Linked DNA regions of Mus musculus: region 1 is linked to region 2. The links are chromatin contacts, found by Hi-C or POLR2A ChIA-PET in ENCODE. All regions are on one chromosome and are shown on one strand. Each heading gives the region's core, a stretch centred on a gene start or an enhancer-like site at or near the end of the contact. The rest is flanking DNA. Distances are from core to core; before and after follow the strand shown. Region 1 has its middle 63 kb from the start of Gm38388. Region 2 holds the start of Cyp20a1 (cytochrome P450, family 20, subfamily a, polypeptide 1).

Region 1 (7,547 bases), core at 2,118-4,617, 320 kb before region 2:
TGAAGCCTTTCAAAGGAGCTTGGGCAGACATTTAGCCCGGACTCATGCCCACCATGCACCCTAGCTCCTAGAGGAAGCAGGCTTTTATCCCTTTCTTCCGTGTTACCAGTGATGCTGAGTGAACACACTAGATGACCAGAGCGTCCTGAGTGCCTTCCCATTGCGCATGAATTATAATCAGACCTCCAACACTCCTTCAACTACAGGAATAGGTCGTACAGACTTAATAACATACAGAAATAAAGTGCCCTGGCATTCTGTTTCCTGGTGTAAAAGCTCTGTCTCTTCCGTGGCTGACATTCTAAGCCTACTGGCATTTCGAGGGAGGACACACATGTGCTCTTGAAGGTTTAAAGGCTATGTGGTTCTGAACAGATCACATTTCAGAGTAGAATTACTCCACTCTGGTAGTCAACTGACTATGTTGGGAGCATGTGTTCTTGCTACATTCCTGCCATTACTAAACATTTATCAGTGTCTAAAACGTGAGTAAGCAAATCTAATCTAACATATATCCTATACCAAGTGCACAGTTCTGATGAAAACATACATGACTCAGTAATAAGAGGTAGGAAAACTATCAATAGCAGGAGGATGAAAGAGAAGACTGGCTCTGCAGTTACTGCTGCTGTTTTAATTTAAAGTGTTGCTAGAGAGATGGCTCAGCAGTTAACAGTACTTACTTGTGTTATTGAGGACCTGAGTTTAGTATCAGTACCTACGCTGGCCATAACTCCAGGTTGGGGCTCTGACTTCTTCAGACACACGCACACACATAGCATATGTTCAAACTGATAAACACATACACATAGATCACAATAAAAATAAATCTTAAGAAAAAACAAAAACAAACAAACAAAAAAAAAAAAAAAACAAAGCCAGGCATGGTAGCACATGCCTTTAATCCCAGCACTTGGAAGGCAGAGGCAGGCAAATTTCTGAGTTGAAGGCCAGCCTGGTCCACAGAGTGAGTTCCAGGACAGCCAGGGCTACACAGAGAAACCCTGTCTCGAAAAAGCAACAACAACAACAACAAACCAGAAAGTATAGAAAAGAAAACTTAATTTTTTTAATGAATTGAGGGGAAATATCAAAAAGAAGGAAAAAAAAGAAAGAAAAAAAGAGAAAGGCCTGTCTCTTTAACCAAAATGAATATGTATAGATATGTATAATTCCTAAATTGTCCCAGAACCTCCTCTGTGCCAATTTGAGTTGCAAAACAAGGATAGTCATAGTTCTCATACATACTTCTAACATTAAAAACCTCATCATTTTCTACAAAGCCATAGAATTTTCTAGTTGTTCTGAGGCCAATTTTAAAAAGGTCTCAGACTCTTTAGTTTAGTTCAGCTTTTTGTGTATGTTAAATGTTTGAAAATTCTAGAAGTTTCTCCGGTAGAATCTCACTTTTAGTGCATATTTTTAAACCTTATTAAACACTTAGATAATCAAGTGGAAAGCAAGTAGATTGTTGTCTATTGAGGAGATCTGTGGCCTTAGAGAATGTGAGCGTAGGCATCCACGCAGACTCTGAGCTTTACTCCTGCTTGAACTGGCCTCTTTTCTACTTGAACTGAGCACTACAGAATAGGGGTGTGTATGTGTGTGTGTGTGTGTGTGTGTGTGTGTGTGTTGTTGTTGTTGTTGTTGTTGTTGTTGTTGTTGTTGTTAACAAAATCTCAATCGTTCAATTTTACTAATGAAGACTTGGGAGCTAGATGCTGGGGTGAGAGCCTGCTAGCTCAGAGAGGCAGAGAAAGCACCCAGCTGACCTTCCTCTTCAGCTGATGTCCCAAAAGGAAGCTCTCCTTCTCCAGCCATCCCCAAAACCCTCAGACTGAGTGTCCCTCCTCCTTTCTTCCTGTGCATCTCTCTATCTGTCTTAATCTCTGACTTAATCTCTGTTTTTCTCCTATGTTCACTCCCTGTCAACTGGTTGCTTGCTCTGCCTCTTGACTTATGGTTGATTTTATTTAATACTTTTTACAATAAATTGAAAGCTCTTGAATTAAAGGTGCGTGCTGAGCCACACCACAACCAGAAACATGTTTCCCAGTAAATAACACAATCTCAGGGTTCACAGTATGGTCGAATATTGGGCAACAAATGGGTGAGTGTGTGTATGTGTGTGAATGTGTATGTAGGTACGAGTGTATATGTGTAAGTGTGTATGCACGTGAGTCTATGAGTATGTGTGAGTATATGTGTGCATACACGTGTGTGCACATGCATTTATGCACTCATAAGCAAGGAATTTACTTATCCTGTGGTGTCTGTCTCCTCACAAACAAAAATGAAGTAAGCATATCCACTTTATGAAGAAATTATATCATATGCTTATCAAATAAGAGGTGCTTAAAATTAATGTTACCTACTTTCTTCCCTTAGTCTTTTTGCTGTATTTCTTGCCCTATTTCTTGGAAATATAATTAAATATACTACATTAAACTTAAAAAGATTTTAACATTTTTCTTAAAGTTTTACATTAAGGTATAATTTACATCTAATAAAGTATGTAGAATACACAAGAGTTTTTAATTATATTTTATTAAATATTGTGATGTGTGTATGTGCATGCACACACATATAAGCGTATGCCACCACATATGTATGGAGGTCAGAGGACAACTTGTAGGAGTCCGTTCTCTCCTCCTATCATGTGGGTCCTAGGTCCAGGTCACTGAGCGGGCAACAAGCATCTTTACTTACTGAGCCATCTTTCCAGCCCACAAACAAGACTTAAATATGTGCATACTACCAGAAAATCACTTCTCAGAGTTTAAGATAAACTATTTCTTAGAGCATGATATAGATTAGTATCTCAGCATCCCAGAAGATTCCATGTTGCCCCTTTAGGGCTAACTATTCTTCTGAATTCTGCTATCATCAGCAATCTTAAATATTGATAAATTCTACAAAACAACAATATATATGTACCAAGGAATTTAAAAAGCAATAACGTTGTAGTTGTGGTGGTGGTGGTGGTTGTGGTTGTGGTTGTGGTTGTTGTTGTTTTAAGGAAGTGAGCTAGCTGCATATGCCAACGTGGAAAAATCCCAAGACACTTCCGTATTCCTAATGTAGTTGAAAATTAACAGAGAGGTAATGATAACAGAGAGGATAAGAGAAAGGAAAGAGGAATGTGACAGATGAAGTCCTTTGAGTCTGGTTTAACTCCTTGCACAGAGTGTGCCTTCACTTAACAACAGAGGAAGCACCCCAACTACAGTCAGCCACCAGCACACCCTCGGGAGAATGTAAAATGTCAGTAAGCATTGACATTGACAGAGCACACTATTTACAGAAGCAGATGTCCCTCTCTCCCTAGGCGTGGACACCGCCCATCCTGGCTAGGGTTCCTCATGATCTCTGTGTGGCCCCACCTTCTTTTCCCATAGCCAAAGAGTCAAACCAAAAGACTAGGAGCCCTGAGGGCTCAGATCCCCACAGCCTCACTGTGCAATCTCACAGAGCTGTCGTTCATCAGCCTTCTCCTGGAAGTCACAACCGAGTGTAGCTGCTGTCCGAGAGAGTGCTGTCCAACAGATTAGCCAAAACCCAACTAACTTAAGCCTCATCTCCGGGAGTTCTGAAAGATCCTAATTTGCACTTACACATTCTAACTAACTTATTTGTTAATTTTTACTCTTAACTAGTAAACAACTAAATAAACAGTAAGAAGATAACTACTTCCGCTCACTCCTGGCAGGTAAATGTGAACAAGCAGCTGCACATTAATTAATTAGCAGCCTTACATTAGTGCTTTCTCTCTTTTGGTTATCAGTGTGAGCCTTGAGAACGACCTTCTGAACAATTCTCACAGCCAAAACATCCTCACAGCACTGGGAGCTTCTTGTCACTGGTATTTGTGGAGACAGGAAAGAACTAATGTCTGTCTTAAAGAAACCCTCCAAATCAGTTGGACCTTTTTTCTCTAAATAAATAGCCTTACTGCTCTTTGACCTTTCCTCATAACCCTTCTTTTCTATGCTTTAATTATATTTTTTTTCTCTTTTTCTGGAGCTCTGCCATTTCTCCGCATCCTCCTTTAAAGGAGAGACACAAAGTGTCCACAGATGAGGTCGGCTCAGCACTGTGAAGCTGACCGGCTACTTTCTGCCTTTTGCTCTTCATATATTCACTATCTCACTGGTTTTTAAATAAATAAATAAATAATACTTGTTTAGCTAATTCTAGAAAAATGTCACATTGGATTAAATGTCCATCTTTCTCCATTTTACATCTCAACTATTTGATTTTGTCGTGTGTGTGTGTGTGTGTGTGTGTGTGTGTGTGTGTGCGCGCGCATGTTGTCTTTGTATTAGCTTTTGAGTCAGGGTTACACTAAGTATCCCAACTCATGATGTCACAGCCTCATTGTCCTTTTGATAATATTAGTTGTGGGCATCTGAAGACTTAGGAGGGAGGGAGAGAGAGACAGACAGAGAGAGAGAGAGAGAGAGGGAGGGAGAGAGAGAGGAAGAGAGAGAGGGAGAGAGAGAATAGGAAAGGCTGGGCTGGGGATGTAGCATCTTGATAATGTTTTCCTGGTGCATACAAGGCCTGCCTCTGATCAGCAAGGGTGACACCTGGGCAGGCATGGGAACAGATGGCACAGGCTCCAAATGGAGTTTGTCTACCTAAACTTTCAGGCAACCTCTGCTTTACAAGGCTTTACCATCTCCTTTACAGTTACATAGGGAATAATGTGGTAGAGCAACAAATTGTCTCGTGGTTTGGAAAGAATGAAACACAAGTCTGCCCTTAAATACAGACAATGTGGACAGGAATCCTATGGTCAGAGAAAAGATTCTGTGCTGAAGGGTCTTTGATCATTTGCCTCCACTGTTAATTTACTGCCAAGTAGTGAATAGGAGATGATCGTTACGGACCTCACAAAACTAGCACTACATTATCATTATCATGAAAACAGAGTAGACATGATCAAGATTGAAAGCCAGCTGTGTATAGTGCCGTAGAACAAGAACTCACAGTAAGGACCTGCTAGAGGAGGTGTGGCAGGACCAAGGCGCCTTTCCCACGGTCCCAGCTAAATCTTTACTAGAGGACGTCTGAATACTGCATGAGAAATCAATTACTTAAACAACTGTCTTTATTACTTCATCTGCCCCAAACCACTTATAGTAATTTTATTGTTTAAATAAGAAAGATTTTCAAGTATATGAGTAAAACATTAATATGTATAGCAAAAATACTGTAATGTGCCTGGTGTGGTGGCACAGGCCTTTAATCCCAGGACTCAGGAGGCAGAGGCAAGCAGATCTCTGAGTTTGAGGCCAGCCTGGTCTACAAAGTGAGTTCCAGGACAGCCAGGGCTACACAGAGAAACCATGTCTCAAAAAACTAAGCAAAACAAAATAAAAATACCGTAATGTAAAATTCAATAAATATTGATTTGAGGAAGGTTAGTTTTGAAAATTAAAAACTGACTCTCTGAAGTTAATTTTTAAAGCCCCTAAGCAGAAATGGAATTGTTATGTTCCTGATCAGTATCAGATCTATAAACCCACTATTACTAGGACAGGTGACCCAGATGTTATACTTTTCCTCAGGGATTTGATGAGCTTTCTCTCCTGTTAAAATAAAAACGTCCTACTTTCTAATAGCAACTCTGATTAAAGCTGGACTCCCACTAAGTCAGATAAAGATGGCTTCATTGTAAAGCTAGCTTCCTGAGCTTTATAACTTGAACCTTGTGTATCTTTGTAATATTTTTAGAAAACTGACATTTACCAATGTATATTTAAATGTCAACAGCTGGAGAATTTTATTGTGCAACTACTCAGATACCACTGTTTATATGAAAAATGGCATTTACTTAATTTTCTGAATTTAAAAAAAATGGTTTTGAGATTTCCTGACAGTTCCTCTAAGATTATGTGCCTCTATAATCTGTTTGCTTGCTTGCTTGCTTGCTTGCTTGAAAAATAAATCCATTTCAATCACTGCCTGGCCAAAGTTTAAACTTAAAATAGACTCAACAGTTAATCAATAGGTTGATCTGCTGATGCAGAGGGTAGCTAGGCACAGCCAGAGGTCAGTGTACTGAGGCAGTCAACAACTTATTCCATAGAACTCAGCACAGAGAACATACCTAAGCAGTCAGACCTTATCACATGGATCTAGTGACATGGACCTAGGGAGGGCCTGCATAAATGTCAGTCTCAAGTACGTATGTTAACTGCTGCATTGTATGGCACAATAGCCTGTAGACAGCTCATGTCCATATTAGGGTAGCTCTAACTGTAGACAACAAGATTTTCTACAACAGGATTCCTTGAGCACTACAGTATTTGTATATTAGACACTTTGAAAAGCAAACATGTAACTCTATAGTCCTAACCAAAATGAATCTTCTCTGAATTGCTATACAAGAAAGTTTTGTAATGAGGGAAAAAATATGAATTGTTCATGCAACCTATATGAAATTGCATTAAATTAAGCATGATTTAACTAGGCCAGTTTCTGTGTGATACTGTATCATATCAATGATATGATACAGGCTTTCAATTTACAAGAACAAGTGTTACAAAAAAAGAAACTCAAGAGAAAACATGTCAGTTTTCTTCTTACACAGTTGTATTGGCCTAAAATCACCTACAGAATCCAAAGGTTAGCTAGTCTTTCATAACAGCTTTGGAAAAATAAATAAGTAAAACATGCAGCCAGCTTGAGTCTACAGTAAGTTCTCTTCATCTAATCATGACTCTGATATACCAATAAAATACAGAGCAATTTGACATCAAATGAGATCCGGCTCTCCCATTTTGTAAGTAAATGCCTCTGAAAATCGCTGAACCAAGGCAGAGAAAGCCAGGTGAGAAACATCATTAGTGTCTAATGGAAAGCTGCGGGGTGGAAAGACCTGGCTCCTTTCCTTGCTCTGCTGGAATGCAGTCAGCAGTCCTGGGGATAGTTCTACGGCGTGTCTGTCTGCCTTCCTTTGTTCACAAGACTCCTTTGGAATAGATGCAGGAACTGACAAGCATTCAAGATTATGAAGACAACACCTGGCAAGGATGCCTTGTGGACAAGGAGTCTTCGTACAGATAAAGTGGACAGTGAGGTCAGGTGGTAGCAACAGTTGCAGGCCTGGTCTTAGAATCACCACCATGGCAGTTCTAAAGTCAGTGCTCTGAGCCAGACTTCCTACGTGTTATAGTCTGACTGTACTTCCTTCCTTCCTGTGTTATAGTCTGACTGTTTCAACAGTTGAGTGGCACTGCCTAGGGAGATTGTAGAACCTTTTGGACATGGGGCCCAGCTGGCAAATGTAGCGTCTAGCTATAGGGGTGGGGCTAATAAGTTATGACTCAGCCACAGTTATGACCAAAGTTTTCTCTGTTCCCAGACTGCCGAGACAGTGTAGTCACCACCATGCAGCCCTGCTCCCAGATTTTCTCCGCCATATGAACTGTCTCCCTATGACCCTGAATAAATCCTTTCTGTCTTCAGCTGTTTCTGTCAGAAATTCTGTCAGAGCAATGAGGAAAGGAACTAGTCCCCATCCTGTTTCTAGGTCTCCT
Region 2 (7,200 bases), core at 302-2,801:
TTATCTTTCCGCCTACTCTCTCTAACCCCACCCTTGCCTCAGCCCCATAATTACAGTCCGTTCTTAACACAGTAGCGGGACGACTATCAGAAAACTTTACTAATAATATTAGGATTGTTCTGAAGTGGGGTCTCACAACATTCATTGCCCAAGATGGCTTCAAGCTTACAATCCTCCCACCAGAGCTCCCAGAGTGTCTGGGAATTAGACACGGCCAGCCTGCAAATTAAAGTTCTCCTTTAAAGCTGAAAATCCCTTGATTCCAAGATTTGCATTTTTTAAAAGGAATGAATTGAAGACATTTTTTTGCCACATATATTTTTAATTTTTTTTCTAGTATACAAATTTTAAAATTTAAGACAAGGGCTCATGTGATCCAGACTGGCCTAGAACTCAGGTCCATTTTGGAAGAAACCCTTGAACTCTCCTGCCTCCACCATCCAAGTGCTATGATTACAGGCCCAACACAGCATTCCCAGTTTTCCTTTAAACTAAAATAGCCACTTATCCATTGAAATCCTCCAGTAGAACGCAGACTTAAAAGTCCTTTGAATAGCTTTTCAGCCATTTACACCCATCTGTCTTCCCGGTCTGGTTTTACATTCGCTCCAGTTGGCTAGGACACAGTCCTCTTATTCTTGAAAGGCCTGAGCTCTCAACTTCTTCATATCAGTGTTTTGTTTCTCAGGAGTTCAGGTATGTGGTTTCTATATTAGTCTAATCAACCACTAACTCAGAACAGGACACTTCTAAGGGGCATCTCCATCACCATTCATCTACCCGGGGCTGTTCACTACCTTTCCACTTTTCCATAAATCCACCACACTTTGTACATACATATTCTTTTAAAGACAGGGTTTGATGTAGTCCAGGGTGAGCTTTGAGCTCCCACCCCATCCTCCTCACCCCGGGCTGGGATTACAGATGTATGCAACGCCCAGCTTTATACAATACACTTTAAGGAAGTTCCTTAACAGTAACTCCGGAGTTTTGAGAGGTTCCCCTCTGAAAAGGACAGGTGGACAAAGTTTGGGTTGGGGAGCTCAGCTCGCCCATTCCAACAACGGTGCCGGGGCATATGCAGGGGGATGCTAGGAAAAGATGGAAGGAGTTTCTCCCCTGATGTAGAAGCAAATGGGATTGGGGCTCGAAGAAGTCAATGTCTCCAAAGTCACCCAAGGTAATGAATTGATCGCCACCTCCCAAAACCCGTCCGGGACAGGGAGAATGAGGGACCCGCCCAGGACCACAGCTCAGCGACCACAGCACTCATGCGCACGGGGAACGCACGCCGGGGCGGAGCCACGTGGCTCTTCCGCAAGCGCTCCCGGCCGACCGCCCGCCCAGGTCCTCGCGGCGCAGGCGCACCCCCGAAACCCGAGTTGGGAGTTACCGGGTAGAGGTACAGCACCGCTCCCACCAGCGCCAGCAGGAACGTCACGGCGAAGATGGCGAAGTCCAGCATGCTTCCTCTCGCCCGCCCGCGCGGTCCTCGGCCGTGAGCTCCGTGGTGGCGCCCGCAGCTGGGGAGGGAGGTGGCCTCAGGCGGTCGGCGAATAGGAGCCGCGGTCGCCCCGCCACGCCCGTGCTGGGCGTCACCCTTGGTCTGCTGGCGACTCACAGGCCACAAGGAAACCTCCAGGCCCGGGTCCCACCCTGGCCTGGCTAGAATCAAGCTGCGTGCGACACCAGTCCGCTTGCACAAAGTAGACTTAAGTACATTTAAGTAGGACTCACAACCGAAGCCAGTCTCACCTGGACACCTGCATGCATGGCTGAAGAGCTAGGCACCGTTAGATGCTCCTTATTGCTCAAAAGCGCTCCAGTGAACGTGGCTGGTTTCTGTGTTTTGACAGGATCTGACTATGTATCCCTGTCTAGATTGGAACTATGTAGACCAGGCTGGCCTCTGACTAATAGATGCCTTCCTGGTGCTGGAATTAAAGGCGTTAGCCACGGTAGCAGACATTGGGTAGGATTTCTGGCCACGGTGGCAGACAGTGGGTAGGATTTCTGTTACTGATAATTTGCAATAAATTCCTTGAATTTAGCAAGCTCCATTTTCTTCTATGGAAAACTGAAAACCAGAGGCTGGGGAGGTAGATTGCTTTTCTAGTACAAAGTTCTGGCTTCAGTCCCCAGCACCACATAAACCTGGCTGGTTGGCACACATTTGTAATCCCAGCGTCAGAAGGTGGAGGCAAGAAAATCAAGTGTTTAGTCATTTCCAACTACATAACCAATTCCTAGGTTACCTGAGCTCCTGCCTCATTAAATCAAAATCAATTCATTCAAAATAATACCATATAGAGTAGCCAGTGGAGGGTACTATTGGGCGTTCTAGGAAGCACTGAGCACTGGCAAAGCAATGTTGTGTGCTTATGTTTTTCAAACATTGCTTGGTCAGAGCATTACTGTAATTTGAGATCCTTCTGTTCTATCCAACTCAGAAATTTTAACATGGGTTAGTATAAGGTAAAGCCTGATACTTATTGGCACTACATTTAGTGAAAGCATCCTAAAACAATTTATAGATTTTATAGCTTGAATATCAAATTTTCTTGATACCGTTTGGCATGTCATTTGGAATTGCAGTTAGAGCTCCTGTAATGACTACTGCTTAAGAAGGAATCATACCTCACTGAAAACATGCCATATCTTTTTGAAGCTGTAACAATACTTCCACTCAAGATTTCGTCGATTGGAAATCACATTTTTTCCTGTCTTGGGACAAAGCTGTCTACATTGCTCAAGTTGGCCTCAAACGTTTGATTTTGTCTTAGTTTACAAGTCGCTAAAATTTTAGGCATGGGCCACCTCACACAGCAAGAGCTGTGCTTTTAACTCTGAATGTATTTCAAACTGCCCTGAGTGTTTCAAGGGTTTGTTTTTTAAATCGGTTTTAAAGACATTTCTCATCAAAATGATGGCCCACATCAACAGCAGATAAAAATTTGAAATATACAGTGTAGCTACATAACATTAATGATTTACTTATTCTATGTATATGAGTGCTTTATTTGCATGTACACCTGCATGTCAGAAGAAGCCGTCAGATTTCATTACAGATGGTTGTGAGCCACCATGTGGTTGCTGGGAATTGAACTCTGGACTGCAGGAAGAGCAGCTAGTTTAGTGCTCTTAACCACTGAGCCATCTCTCCAGCACCATAGCTATATAACTTTAGGTACCACTTTCTCAAGGTATCTGGTCCTCAACCTTCCCAGTCCCAAATCAAAATCATGCCTGGTACCTGCCTGGTACTGCTCCAGCACTGAGTCCCCCCCCCCACCCCCACCCCCCAACCTGGGTTTTTTAGTCCTAAGTTAGCTCTCAGCCTGGCACCCTCTGGACTTTTCAGTACCCACAGAGGCAGGCCCCAGTGTTTCAGAAATGGAGTCTAAAACTAGACATGAGGATAAGTGTAGATCAGCAGCGGAGCCTTGCTTAGCCTTGGTTCTGGGACTTCTTCTTTCCTAGCTCCACAGAACACCAGAGACAAATAGACAGCAACCAATCTACCTCTTCTTTCTTTAAACTTTAAAAGTAATTTAATAACTATATATAGTGTACATTCACATGTTTTTATATTTAATACCCAAAATTTTTGTCTTGACTTCAACAGGTTAAACTTTTGACACTGTAAATATTCACATATTACAAAGTGTTGCTTCGGGGCTGGTGAGATGGCTCAGAGGTTAAGAGCACAGACTGCTCTTCTTAGGTCTTGAGCTCAAATCCCAGCAACCACATGGTGGCTCACAACCATCCCTAACAAGATCTGACGCCCTCTTCTGGAGTGACTTAAGACAGCTACAACGTACTCACATATAATAAAATAAAATAAATCTTTAAAAAAAAAAAAGGAAAAGAAAGTGTTGCTTCTTTTACAAAAATATAATTTAAATGTAATTCATATTGTAAGCATGTCAGAATCAGAAACACATATGGACAAGTCTATATCTTTATTTACACAGTGCCAGAATTTGTTGAATAACAATAAACTCACAAGCTTTGTTGGATTCCTTGGTTACAATTTACCAACTAGGACTTCTCTTGATAGCTGGCCATTGGCAATCATAGGTCCTTTTACTCCAGTTGTGTGTGTCTGTGTGTGTTTGTGTGTGATGTGTGAGAGTGTACATGTGCACACAAGAATGGTGAACATGCAGAGATCAAAGGACGGTTTTTAAGAATCAGTTCTCTCCTTCCACCATGAGTTCTGGGGGCTGAACTCAAGACATCAGACTTGTATCACAAGTACTCTTACCCTGCTAAGCTCTCTCTCCGGCACCCCAACAACCGTTTTTTGAAAACCGGGTTTCACTTTGGCATCCTGGCTGACCTAGAACTCTCAGAGATCCACCTGCCTGTCTCTGCATTCCAAGAGGATAGTTTAAAGGTGTGTGCCATTGAGATTGATTTTAATGGCCCTTTTATTCCAATCTTTGTTGCTACTATTAAGTCATCCATTATTTCATACAATAAATGTGTATGTATAGGTTACAGAATGACTACAAAGAAAACAAAAGTCTTTCTGGAAGCAGCAGCAGAGAGAACTGATATAGATGTGAAGACAGGGATTCAATGAGATATTAGCACATCCAGTTGGGGCTGATGGAGGCTCAGAGCCAAGAAATAGGTTTGATGAGCTGTACGGGGGCAGTATGTTTGAGACAAGGCACCAGAGCAGCTCAGATGGAGGGATGGCAGTTTGACTGGGCTCAGCAAGCAGTGGGGACAGTCAGGAGTTCCTTGCCTTTTGGTCCTTTGATACAAGCATCTAATATGGTTGGATAATAAGTAAGAGGGGCTGTCCTGACCGTACTGGCTTTTGCCTTTTTGAGACAGGTCTCATATCCCAGGCTGGCCTGGAATTCACTTTGTAGACAAGGCTGACCTCAAACTCAGGAGGATCCTCTACCTCCCAAGTATTGGGATTAAAGGCCTGCACCACCACGTCCACTGTCGATGTCCTTTTTATGGAGCCCAGATAGACTGTTGTGCTCCCTGTTGAGAAGCTATAAGGCCTAGTTTTCTGATGTGGCTTTAATACACACAAGTACCTTAGGAACCTTACCTACTTGGGTAAGTTTATATGTGGGAACTTATTACTTGTAGGAATAGAATTTATCAAGTTATTTCTCAAAAGGCTGGTGCTGGACAGGTGACAGTGTCTACATGCACAAATTAGATAGTCAATTTTGCTACTAATTTTATGGGAATTTGTCTGAATGAAAGTTTTTTGTTCTTGAAAAACAGTTCTCTTACCATTGGTCAACTGTCAATGCAAAACATAGCTCTTAACTTCAAAGAGAATAAGAGATACTTTATTTGAGCCAAATATAGGTGAACATGGTCCAGGAATAGAGTTGGGTTGCCCCAAATAACATGAATCTTTTCTATAGACTTTTATAGTCACAGAAGAAAAGAAAGTGATGTCAGGGCATTCACCAACATACACGAGTACATCAAGTAGGCAAGTGTGGTGGTTTGAATGAGAATGGTTCCCTATAGGCCACTGTTTGAACGTTGTCCACCAGTTGGTGGAATTGTTTGTAAAGGATTAGGAGGTGTGGCCTTGTTGAAGGACGTGTGTTTCTTGGGGTGAGTCTTGAGGTTTCAAAGGCAGCCAGGCCTCCCATTTCTGAGACATGGTATTATTAAATTGTCTGAGTTTGCCTTGAACTAACTCTGTAGTCCACATAAGCCTTGAACTTCTGATCCTCCTGCCTTAGACTCTCAAGTAGTAAGGCTTATAGTTCTGTATCATTAGGCCAAACTCCAAAGGTTTAAAAAAAATTCTCATCAGTTGATTGATGTGATATGAAATGACAATAAAACATAAGCTTTATCATCATTTGAAAACACTTATCTGATGTCTGATATGGTTTTAACTGACCCTGTGACTGACCTGGCTTTGATCACCCATTGATTTAGAGACATTGATGTATGTAGTACAGAAGACTCCAGTGAAGAGCCTTCCATAAAATGCAGCATTGTGACCAGCTCACATTGCCAGTTTCTGTAGTGGGTCTGGACACAGACCCAAAGCACCATCAAGAGGCTGGAGGAGCGTTTGTTTTGTTGCTACCATAACCAAAAATGAACAGTTAGGGTAGTGCTTCGACACACAAAGTTGGTGCACAGAGTGTGAGGGTGGCTCTAGAGTAGGATTTAACTGTTAGATAAAAATGAAAAAGCTGAAGCATAAAATATTTCGATTATGAAAAGGAAAATTTTAAAAATTGAATGTATAATCTGGTTAAGATAACATGAAAATTTAAGATTATTGCTTATTGAGAAAAAACTGGATCAATGTTTTTGGGATGATTTAAAATGAGAGCCTGATGAAATAATATTAATACTCACCTTGTTCAGATCAAAGGAGATTCTCATCTGAGAAACAAACAGTGTTTGGTTTCCTGTTTACTGAATACTGCAGTCAATTCTTTGTCTCCTTAAAGAAATTCAGACACAGCAAATACTAGTCTAAGACCATAAACAGAACTACAAACCAAATAATGAAAGTAGCGTCATCTTTTTATTTCATTCAAACCCTTGTCATATACAAAGCTAATTTATTATGTACAAAATAAATGTACACTCTTTAAAAATATTAGAATATAAATTTCCAAGAGACTAATAAAGTGCAAAATTTTCAACTATTTTTGATCGTACTATACAGAAACAAATCAAACATTAACTCATATACATTCAGTGAAGTTCTTAAAAAATATTTATGTGACAAAATAAAATATATCTTGTATACTCAAGTTCAAAAGGAGAGCAGAAAGAATGAACTGCACCAAATAGTAATTTTGTTATCAGAATGCTAATTAAAGTTATTTACATCCTTATGAAGTCTAAAACCAGTTTAACTTTGAAACCCTCTCTTTTGCATATAAATACTCAATGAATCACAGTTTCCAAGTCAATAATTCAACATAAAAAAGGCTTATTACTATTATTTTTTCAATCAATTCCAGTGGAACAAACAAAAAGGGACATTTTAAGATAAACACACGAGTCCTTAAATAGTAACTAGCAGCACAATTTCTAAGTTGTTGAGGAGAGAGACAGAGACACACACATAGCTAGCTAGCTAGACAGACAGACAAGACAGAGATAGATAGACAGACAAGAGAGACAGGCAGGTAGGCAGATAGATATAAACACACTTAATTCAGTAGCCCAGGG

What was found. Hi-C counts contacts between places; a loop is a spot of excess contacts on that map. ChIA-PET counts read pairs that join two places held with the same protein, here RNA polymerase II (POLR2A).
Region 1: a loop to region 2 is called in a map of left cerebral cortex, with 2.4 times the contacts of the local background. The contact joins the enhancer-like site here to the promoter of Cyp20a1 in region 2. A Hi-C loop is called at or near these places in 1 of 37 maps with a recorded cell type or tissue (left cerebral cortex). POLR2A ChIA-PET finds 5 or more read pairs at or near these places in 1 of 5 experiments (Patski).

What each region holds. Positions count from the first base shown.
Region 1 is chr1:60,658,333-60,665,879 of GRCm38, reverse strand. No RefSeq gene overlaps it. Among named protein-coding and RNA genes, the nearest start is that of Gm38388, 63 kb to the right of the region's middle. Within about 2 kb of position 3,367, at least 2 of the 3 ENCODE cell types and tissues checked have a DNase peak (open chromatin) inside an H3K27ac peak, as active enhancers do.
Region 2 is chr1:60,337,651-60,344,850 of GRCm38, reverse strand. It overlaps Cyp20a1 (cytochrome P450, family 20, subfamily a, polypeptide 1), which reads right to left and starts at 1,551. Exons shown (of 13, transcript NM_030013.3): 1 at 1,394-1,551. The coding sequence starts at 1,465. It also overlaps a transcript of Nbeal1 not described here.